Linked DNA regions of Homo sapiens: region 2 is linked to region 1. Evidence: read pairs that join two places in POLR2A ChIA-PET (ENCODE). Cell type or tissue: PC-3. All regions are shown on one strand. Each heading gives the region's core, and the rest is flanking DNA. Links, peaks and the distances in the headings are about the cores only.

What was found. Peaks named below come from ENCODE experiments on the same cell type or tissue, not always from the same donor. Only the 100,000 strongest peaks of a DNase experiment are listed, where the experiment ranks them.
Region 2: POLR2A ChIA-PET joins it to region 1 with 8 read pairs; 3 of 35 experiments call an interaction of 5 or more read pairs at or near these places.

What each region holds. Positions count from the first base shown.
Region 1 is chr2:11,002,060-11,006,449 of GRCh38, forward strand. No RefSeq gene overlaps it. Among named protein-coding and RNA genes, the nearest start is that of KCNF1, 92 kb to the left of the region's middle. In PC-3, for the core only: no CTCF peak of the experiment used is centred there; a DNase peak (open chromatin) is centred at 2,362.
Region 2 is chr2:11,122,703-11,127,092 of GRCh38, forward strand. It overlaps FLJ33534 (Putative uncharacterized protein FLJ33534), which reads right to left. Exons shown (of 9, transcript NR_040080.1): 4 at 1,881-2,083; 5 at 450-587. Among named protein-coding and RNA genes, the nearest start is that of FLJ33534, 7.3 kb to the right of the region's middle. In PC-3, for the core only: a CTCF peak has its summit at 1,964 (motif pointing left); a DNase peak (open chromatin) is centred at 1,969.

The DNA of each region.
Region 1 (4,390 bases), core at 82-4,081:
CACCCGTCTTCTGCGTTGCTCACGCTGGGAGCTGTAGACCGGAGCTGTTCCTATTCGGCCATCTTGGCTCCTCCTCCCCAGTATGGTTTCTTATGTGTTATTCATGTCCTCCCACCGGTCTGTAAACCAAATGGCAAAATAACATAATTTCCCTCCTGTTTGTAAGTTTCCCATTTCTTTTAAGCTTATTGATAGCTCTTGTTCTTTCTTTTGTAGTTTTATATAAAAGTTAAAAAAATACAAATATCTCTTTCATGCCATTATTATCAGGAAAAGTTGTGAGACTTCAAAGGCTTTAGGCCAAAAGAAAGAAAAGAAGCTGAATCCATCCTTAACTTTTGGAATAATCAGTTCCCAGTTAATGTGCTCAAGAATTTCCTGATTAAATGTGAACAGAGAGCACCAGCACCCACCCAGAGGACTCCTCGCATTAGAGCCGCCCCATCCTCAGCATCATCCATCATCCCACCCTCACAGAGCTCATCTCAGAGACCAGGGGCAGTGGCAAGATCCCGGGCAGAGGTCCTGAGCCCCAATGAGCTTGGTGTGTTCCAGCACAGAGGGAAGACTCCTGTGCAGAAAGGGAGTGAGGAAGGGGAGAGTGGGAAGAGGTGAGGAGGAGAGGAGGGAAGGGGCTGGTCTCACAGGGACACAAGAGCCCAGTTTGGGGTTCAGCAAAGCAGATGCATGGTTTGGAGCACAGGATAATAACCACTGTGGCAGCTGTGCAGAGAATGGGTCAGGAAGAGGGTGATGAGGCTCTTGCAGTGACCTGGGGAGAGATCAAGGCAGTCTTTAGCTGGTTATTTGATTACTTAAGGTGGGCTCATGGCAGTAGATATGGGAAATGTCATCTTCTCAAGAAGGAACTGACGGGATGCTGATGGGCTGGGCAGATGAGTAGAGGGAAAGCGAAATGAAGGGCACTGCCGAGGTCTCTGCCCGGCACTCTGCGTGGACATTGATGCCATCTGCAAAGGCAGGGGAGACTGGGAGAGACACGATGTGGGAGCTGCCAGGTAGGCTGCAGGGCACACAACATCTGAACCTCAGGAGAGTGGGGCAATCATCCCCATTGCATCAGACCATTGTGGCAGGCACCCCTAGAGCCAGCTAAATACCTAGTCTCATCATTTTACTTACTAAAAGAGCCTTGACCAGGGACGTCCAGGTGACATGGTATTCACTGTGGATTGAATTATGTTCTCCAAGAATGCAGGTTATATAGGGACCTGTGACTATGACCAGGTACCCAGGTACCTGTGACTCTGACCTCCTTTGGAAATAGGGTCGCTACAGTTGTGATTAGGTAAGATAGGGTCCTCCTGGAATAGAGTGGGCCCTGATCCAATATGACTTGTGTCTTTCTAGAAAAGAGAAGAGACACAGAAACTGGAATAGGATGAAGGCCATGTGAAGACAAAGGCAGAGATTGGAGTGATGGATCCACTAGCCAAGGAACCCCAAGGATGGCCGCCCACCACCAGAACCTGGAGAGGCAGGAAGGATCCTCCCCAGAGCTTCAGAGGGACCAGGGCACTGCTGACATCTTGACTTTAGACTTCTGGCCTCCAGAACTGTGAGAGAATCCATTTCTGGTGTTTAAAGCTACCCAGTTTGTGGTGCTTTGTTTTTGGAAACCAATACAGTGTCAAACAATGAAATATAAGCTCATATCCATGCAGGCATCCCTTCCCTTATTGAAAGGGCAGCTCTCAGACCCTTGTGCTCCCCTTTCTACCTGCCTGGGACATGTACAAACAGCAGCAAGTGTGGGGGCCACCAAAGCCAACAGCCCAAACACAGCAGGGCAGAAACACAGGACACAGCCTCCAAAATGTTTACCCTGCATAAGAGCCAAACAGTACGATCTCCAAATTTACACAGCCTGACATTTCTGTCAGACATCAAGGTAACAAGTTAGAGTTGCTGGCATCTCTTCCCAAAGAAATGAAAGAGGACATCACTTGAAATCAATAAGAATAAACCAGGATGCTTGTTATTATTTTAAAGAAAGCCATGCCGTAAAATCACAATAGACCAATTAAAGTCACTATCAGGAAACAGAAGAATAATCAGCACAGAGAAAATAAAATCCAGATTACAGTGAAGTGGATGATTCTGGGGGAAAAAAAAAGAACCAAGGCTGGGCACAGAGAAGGTTCAGAGAGTCTGTGATAAAATTTGCAATCAGAGTCTGCACCAACACAGTGTCTCATAAAACTTTTAAACCAAGTGAAAAGACTGAATATTCAGCAATCACCAAGCAGGAAAGACATGTTACAGTGACAGGTATGACTCATAGCTGCTTTTGATTTCTCCAATGCTCTCACTTCCCAAAGACAAAAGAATCACATCTATAGGCCTCAGCTCTGCAGAAAGGATATGCTCTGAGAATTAGTTACTCAACAAGTTGTCATCCCCATCTGAGGCTACACAAAGGCGCTTTCAGATCCACAGAATGTCCTTGTATGGCTTGTGAATCCATATCTCAGAGCCCGTAATAGACTCTGTTGCGTACAAGAACCTAATACACACTAAAATAAGCAGCACCAAACACTAGGGAAAAAAAAGTTATTCATTAAATTAAGTTAGGTTGATTTCATAGGGATTTGGAAATTCATTTAGAGTCACATTTACATTATGCTCCAGAATAGACTCCAGATGCTTGAAGGAGTTAAATCGTTTTAAATATGTGAAATTAGAGGGGAACTGGTTAAAATTAAATCTGAGTATTTACCTCAACTTCTAAGAGAGGCAAGCTTCTTCAAAATGGAATCAACAGAAGAAATTTCAGTGAAAAAGAGCATTTGGCTATTTCGCTGAAAATTAAAATCAGCAAAACCCAACAAACCTAAAATTTAAAATCATAAGAAACTATAATGTGTTAGGCACATATCAAGCGTCAGGTGTGGCACTAGGCACTTCCATGACCTCCCATTTCATCTTTGAGGCAGCCCCAGGAGGAGGCACCGTGACCCTATTGCACTCGTGAGGGAGAGGGGGCTGTGAGCCTCCCAGAGCCAGGTTTCCCCTGGGTCAGTCAGACACCGAACCCTAGTCCATCCTGTGTGAACAGAAGAGGCAGGAACTAGGGGGAGATGCATTTAACATTTGTGAAAGCTTATTACAATAAATTAGAGGATCACCAAGATATTCCAATCATGAGGAGGTAAAGGGTCCACACGTGACAATTCCTGTAGCACAGGTGCCATAAGCAGCCGGACAGAGGGGGCTTCCTGAGAGCCCCCAACCCAACATGCCTGGGGAGGGGTCTCTGGGAGGTCTGACCACTCTCAGGGCCACAGAACTCAAAAGAGAGCTGAGAGAGGCTCAGGAGACACCCCAAAAGGCCACAGTGCCCCCTGAGATGAGGCCTGGCCCCTGGGCAGGCAAGACAGTGTCCGGCAGACACCACCTGGGTGACCTGAGTGAAGCATGTGGATCTATCTTCAAAATAAGAGCTGTTGGGAGGGTTAAACGAAGCCACGGATGACAAGTGCCCAGCACCTGGTAGGTGCTCCAGGGCTCTGTCCCGGTTCCCAGCCCTCCTGGCACCTCCTTTGTGTGGAGCTGGAGGAGACCAAGGCATGCACGCAAGGAGCTTGTGACAAAGCTGTTGAAGCAGTGATGGAGGAAAGGGGACAGGGATATGATCTAGTGATCAGGAAGCTGCGTCTACTTCTAGGCTGCAGGTGTGAAGGGGGTTGTGGGGTGGGGGTGCTGTGTAGTGATAAGAAGGCCATCAGTACCCCGGCTGGAGGCAACAGCCCACGCATGCACACCTGCGCCCACCTTCTAGTCTGGTGCAGGGGTCTCCCTCGGCTACTCTAGCTAGAACCTGGCCAGCAAGGGAGCAGGGGTATATGTGGCTTCTAGGCTTCTAGCCTCAGCAGTGTGTGGTAGGCAAATAAGGACTCCTCTAAAGATATCTACATCCTAATCCCCAGAACCTGTGGATAGGCTGGGTCACACTGCAAGAGGGAATGAAGGCTGCAGATAGAATGAAGCTTTCTAATCACCTGACTTTAAAGTAGGGAGATTATGCTGGATTATCTGTATGAATCCTATATCCTTGAAAGTGGATGAGGAAATCAGAAGAGAGCCATCAGAGAGCAACACGAGAACTCATCCAACACCATCGGCCTTGAGGCTGGAGGAAGGGAGATGAGCAAGTGCGTCCAGAAGCTGCAAACGGTGAGGCTCCCACTCTCCCCTGCAGCCTCCAGGGAGGGATGCGCGTTGATTTGAGCCCAGTGAGATGTGTGCTGGATTTCTACTCTACAGAACTGTAAGCTAGTCACTTTGTGTTGTTCCAAGCCACTACGTCTGTGGTAGGGTTAGGGTTAGAGTTGGGGTTTGGGTTATCACAGCAGCCACAGAAAAGAGG
Region 2 (4,390 bases), core at 279-4,278, 120 kb after region 1:
CACCTGCACCACTTAGCCCTGCCAGCCATTGGCCTGCTCCTACGGTGGGTCCCCTCCAGAAGTCCCCCAGAGCTCTTCCTCTCTTCACCTGCTTCCCGCCCACACATGCCCTGTGCTCCAGCCACAGGCACCCTGTCCAGATCCCTCCCCCATCTCCATACCTTCGCCCATGCTGTTCCCCCACCTGGCATGCTGGCACCCTCCTCCCCACCCCCACCCCAATCCAGCCACCTGCAAACTCCTCCAAGTTCCAGCTCAAGCCTTTATCCCCTTGGAAGCTTCCCAGAGAGGCTCAGACAGAAAAGACACAGCCAACTTACTATTCAGTGAGCCTCTCTCCCTGTCAGGGATACGAGGAAGGCCTGTCACTGAGACCCTACGATCCTGCCCAGCAGGGCTGCCACTCTCCAGCCCACTGTGGCACTCATATTGAGGACAGGGTCACATACCTGGTAATTATAACTTCAAGTCTATTTAACCATATGCCAGGCACTGTGCCAGGAGCCTTGCGTGGATCAACTCATCCAATCCTCACCCTCAGCCTAGAACTCGGAGGGCACAGAAGAGGCACAGCCACAAGGCTGCTGCTGCAAAGGACGACACAGGCAAATGCAGGTTGGAATAGGTGAAAGGGTCTCTCAAGGAAATGAGCTGGAGTCGGGCCTGGAAGAGCAGCAGAACATGCTCCTGGCCCTGCCACACACCTGGGTCCCAGAGCTACATGGAGCTGGCTGCCACCCCTGTCTGCAACCCTGGCCATCCCCGCAGGACGCCTGACAACTTCCTTACCCTGGCCTGCTGGCTAGAAACACCCGCCAGGCAGATGGCCTTTCTGACTGGCCTTCTCCTGGCTACTGCAGCCTCACCGGAGGGCCAGGGCCAGGGCCAGGGCCAGGCCAGGGGTGGCTCCTGCCTCAGCAGGACAGGGCAGCTCCAAAGGTGGGCTCTGCACCAGGGTCTCCCCTGAGCCAGGCAGGGGCTCCCCACGGGAGACAGTGCCAACCGCACAGGCCAGGGGTGCAAATTGAGGCTGGGGAAGGAGAGGCTGATCTCCTGGTGATCAGGGGGGCAGCACCAGCCTCAGCCATGCAGGTGTGAATTCCTCCCCACAGCCTGAGATCAGTGCCTCACCCCCGCCCTCTCTCCCCAGGCTCCCCGCTGGATTGCCCCTGCCTGACACCCCATGCTGGCAACCAGAGGCTGATTCTGCCCGACTGCCTCCAGCTCCTCGAGTGTTCAGCCTGGGTTCCAGAGGGAGGCCATACAGCCCCGTCAGAGACCACCAGGGAAGTATCACAGACCGCAGCCAGCGGGTGAGCTCAGCTGGGAGTTTGCACCAAGCCTGGCTCCGGAGTGTGGCCTGACTGACGCAGGCTGGGACCACCCTACATGGGCCGGCAGGTGTGGGTACGTCCTGGGGCTCAGAGAGGGGCTTGGAAGGCCAAAGGCAAGGCGGCCGGACCCGTTATCGCAGCACATAGCATCCCCTTGACTTGCTGGGAGAAGCTTGCGCCCTCATAGTTAGCAATTCCATGGCCACTGGAGGCCAGAGTGGGAGCTGGGAGGCTCTGGACACCATAGCTTTGGGCCCCCCGGCCCTCTCGGGCTGGTGTTCACCTGTAAATGCTGCTTCCGCTGTTCAAGCGCTGATGCTCCTCGTCGCTCACGGGTGAACAGCTGCTGCCCACCTCCAAGACCCCCCGCACCCTGCACGGCAGGTGACCTCTTGCGTCCCTTCTGGGCCCTCCCTGTGGATTTAGAATGTCGCACCTGCCTGCCGAGGCTCACAGCTGGGTTCCTTTCACAGACACCGTATCCGGACAATCCATTTGTTCTGTCTTTAATCAGAAATGGCCATAGCGAACTACCGTGCGTCCAACCTGAGACACCTGGGGATGGTGGAGCCAGGGGAGATGCCGCGGGCCTGAAGGAGGATGCGAAGCTCCAGGGTGCCCCCTGCTGCCTCCGGAGCGTGCTGCAGTCATGGCCGACGTGGACCTGGCAACCTGCTCCGATCTTCAGAAATATTATCCACGAGACCTGCTTTCTCCCATAATGCATTCGGCTGGCCACCCATGGGAAGCTACAGAATAAAGAACATAAAGACATGCTCCAGAATATGTTCCCAATGCTTAAAATTCCCCCAACTCCCAGGAATCTAGAGTCTTTGAAATATAGATCATTGAGTATCTTTTTGATAACCGAAGTAAAACTGTTTATGTGAGATGCTTTTTCTCTGCAAATAACAACTGAAGAAGAGGCCAGAAACTATAGTCAGAAGGGATTCTGGTCCTGGGGGTCCATTTCTTGCCTGTGCGGTCTAGGTGGGTTGTGGTCTTCCAGTTTCTGCCCCTAAATCCACATGTGATCGGCTCCACTTCACAAGGCCGTCACAACACTTCACAAGAGAAATGCAAGAAAGCACACTTTTCAAGCAGTGTACACAGTTGCTGTTTTTAATGCCATTATCCATCAGGGAATTTCTCACTTGTCTCCCAGAGGCTCGAGTGGATTGAAAATATAAGGTCTATTTAATGAAAATTATCAAGGAAGTTCCTGGGGAAAAATCCTTAGGCGTAGTCAAGTATTAGTCAAACCACAGCTCTGCAGTTCCAATAAAGCACAGACTTTAGAAGTTGTATGAGTGAATTCCATGCAAGGCCTGCCACTTATTGCCTGGGTCCCTGGACAAGACACTCAGCCTCTTGAAGACTTTGTTTTCTCATCCATAAAATGGAGCTAATACTGTTCACCGAATGAGGTGAGGTGAGGACTGGAAATAATGCCTGACGTACAGTGGGGGCTGAATACAAGGTTGGTTCTTTTTTTTAAGATGGAGTCTCGCTCTGTCACTCAGGCTGGAGTGCACTGGCATGATCTCAGCTCACTTCAACCTCCACCTCGAGGTTTCAAGTGATTCTCCTGCCTCAGCCTCCCAAGTAGATGGGATCACAGGCTCGTGCCTACCCACACCCAGCTAATTTTTGTATTTTTAGTAGAGATGTGGTTTTGCCATGTTGGCCAGGCTGGTCTCAAACTCCCGACCTCAGGTGATCTACCCACCTCAGCCTCCCAAAGGGCTGGCAGGAATTACAGGTGCGAGCCACTGTGCCTGGCCATACAAGGTCGGTTTTATCCCTTAATAGATCCCAGAAGGAATTCAAATCTGTATAATCTGTGATTGGTTGAATTGTGCTTCTCAAAATTTGCATTGAAGTGCTAATCCCCAGCACCCCAGAATGTGACCTTATTTGGAACCAGGGTCATTGCCGATGTGATGAGTTCGGATGAGGTCATACTGGAGTAGGGTGGGCTGAGATCCAGTATGAATGTGCCCTCATAAAACAGGAGAAATTTAGACAGAGACACACAAAGAAACAACACCATGTGAAGATGAAGGCAGAGATTAGGGTGATGCTTCTGCACACCAAGGAACATGGAAGATTGCCAGGAAGGTCCCAAAAGTGGGGTAAGGGGCCTGGCACAGATTCTCCCTCACTGTCTCAGAAGGAATGAACCCCACCGACCCCTCTTCTCAGACCTCTGACCTCCAGCACTGTGACACGCTCCATTTCTCTTGTTTAGCCACCCAGTTCATGGCATTGTGTTAGGGCAGCTCTGGCAAACTAATACATAATCCAAGAGAGACTGTCATAGATTTACTATCTTTACTGTTGAATAATCCTTACCAATGGGCCCAGGCCGGGCATGGTGGCTCACGCCTGTAATCCCAGTACTTTGGGTGGCCAAGCAGGGTGGATCGCTTGAGCCCAGGAGTTTGAGACCAACCTGGGTAACATAGCGAGAGTCCATTGCTACAGAAGAATAAACAAAATTAGCTGGGTGCGGTGGTACACACCTGTGGTCCCAGTTACTCAGGGCACTGAGGTGGGAAGATCACGGGGCGCAGGAGGCTGCAGTCAGTCGTGATGGTGCCACTGCACTCCAGCCTGGACGATAGAGGGAGAGCCTGTCTCAAAAAAAAAAAAAAAGCCCAGGAAGGTAGGGTCAGAGCCTAGACAAGAACCCAGTTCTCTGGATTCTCAATTCTGTGCTCTCTGCACTACCCCTGACAATCATATCTTAGGCGTTAACATGATTGACCAGGTGCAGTGGCTCACACCTATAATCCTAGCACTCTGGGAAGTCAAGGTGGGCAGATTGCTTGAGCCCAAGAGTTTGAGATCAGCCTGGGCAACACAGTGAGACCCTGTCTCTACAAGAAAACACAAAAACTACCCAGGCATGGTGGCGCATGCCTGTAGTCCCAGCTACTTGGGAGGCTGAGGTGGGAGGATTGCTGAACCCTGGAGTTGGAGGCTGCAGGGAGCCAAGATCATGCCACTGCATTCCGGTCTACTCCCTAAAGATATGCAGTAGACACGGGAGG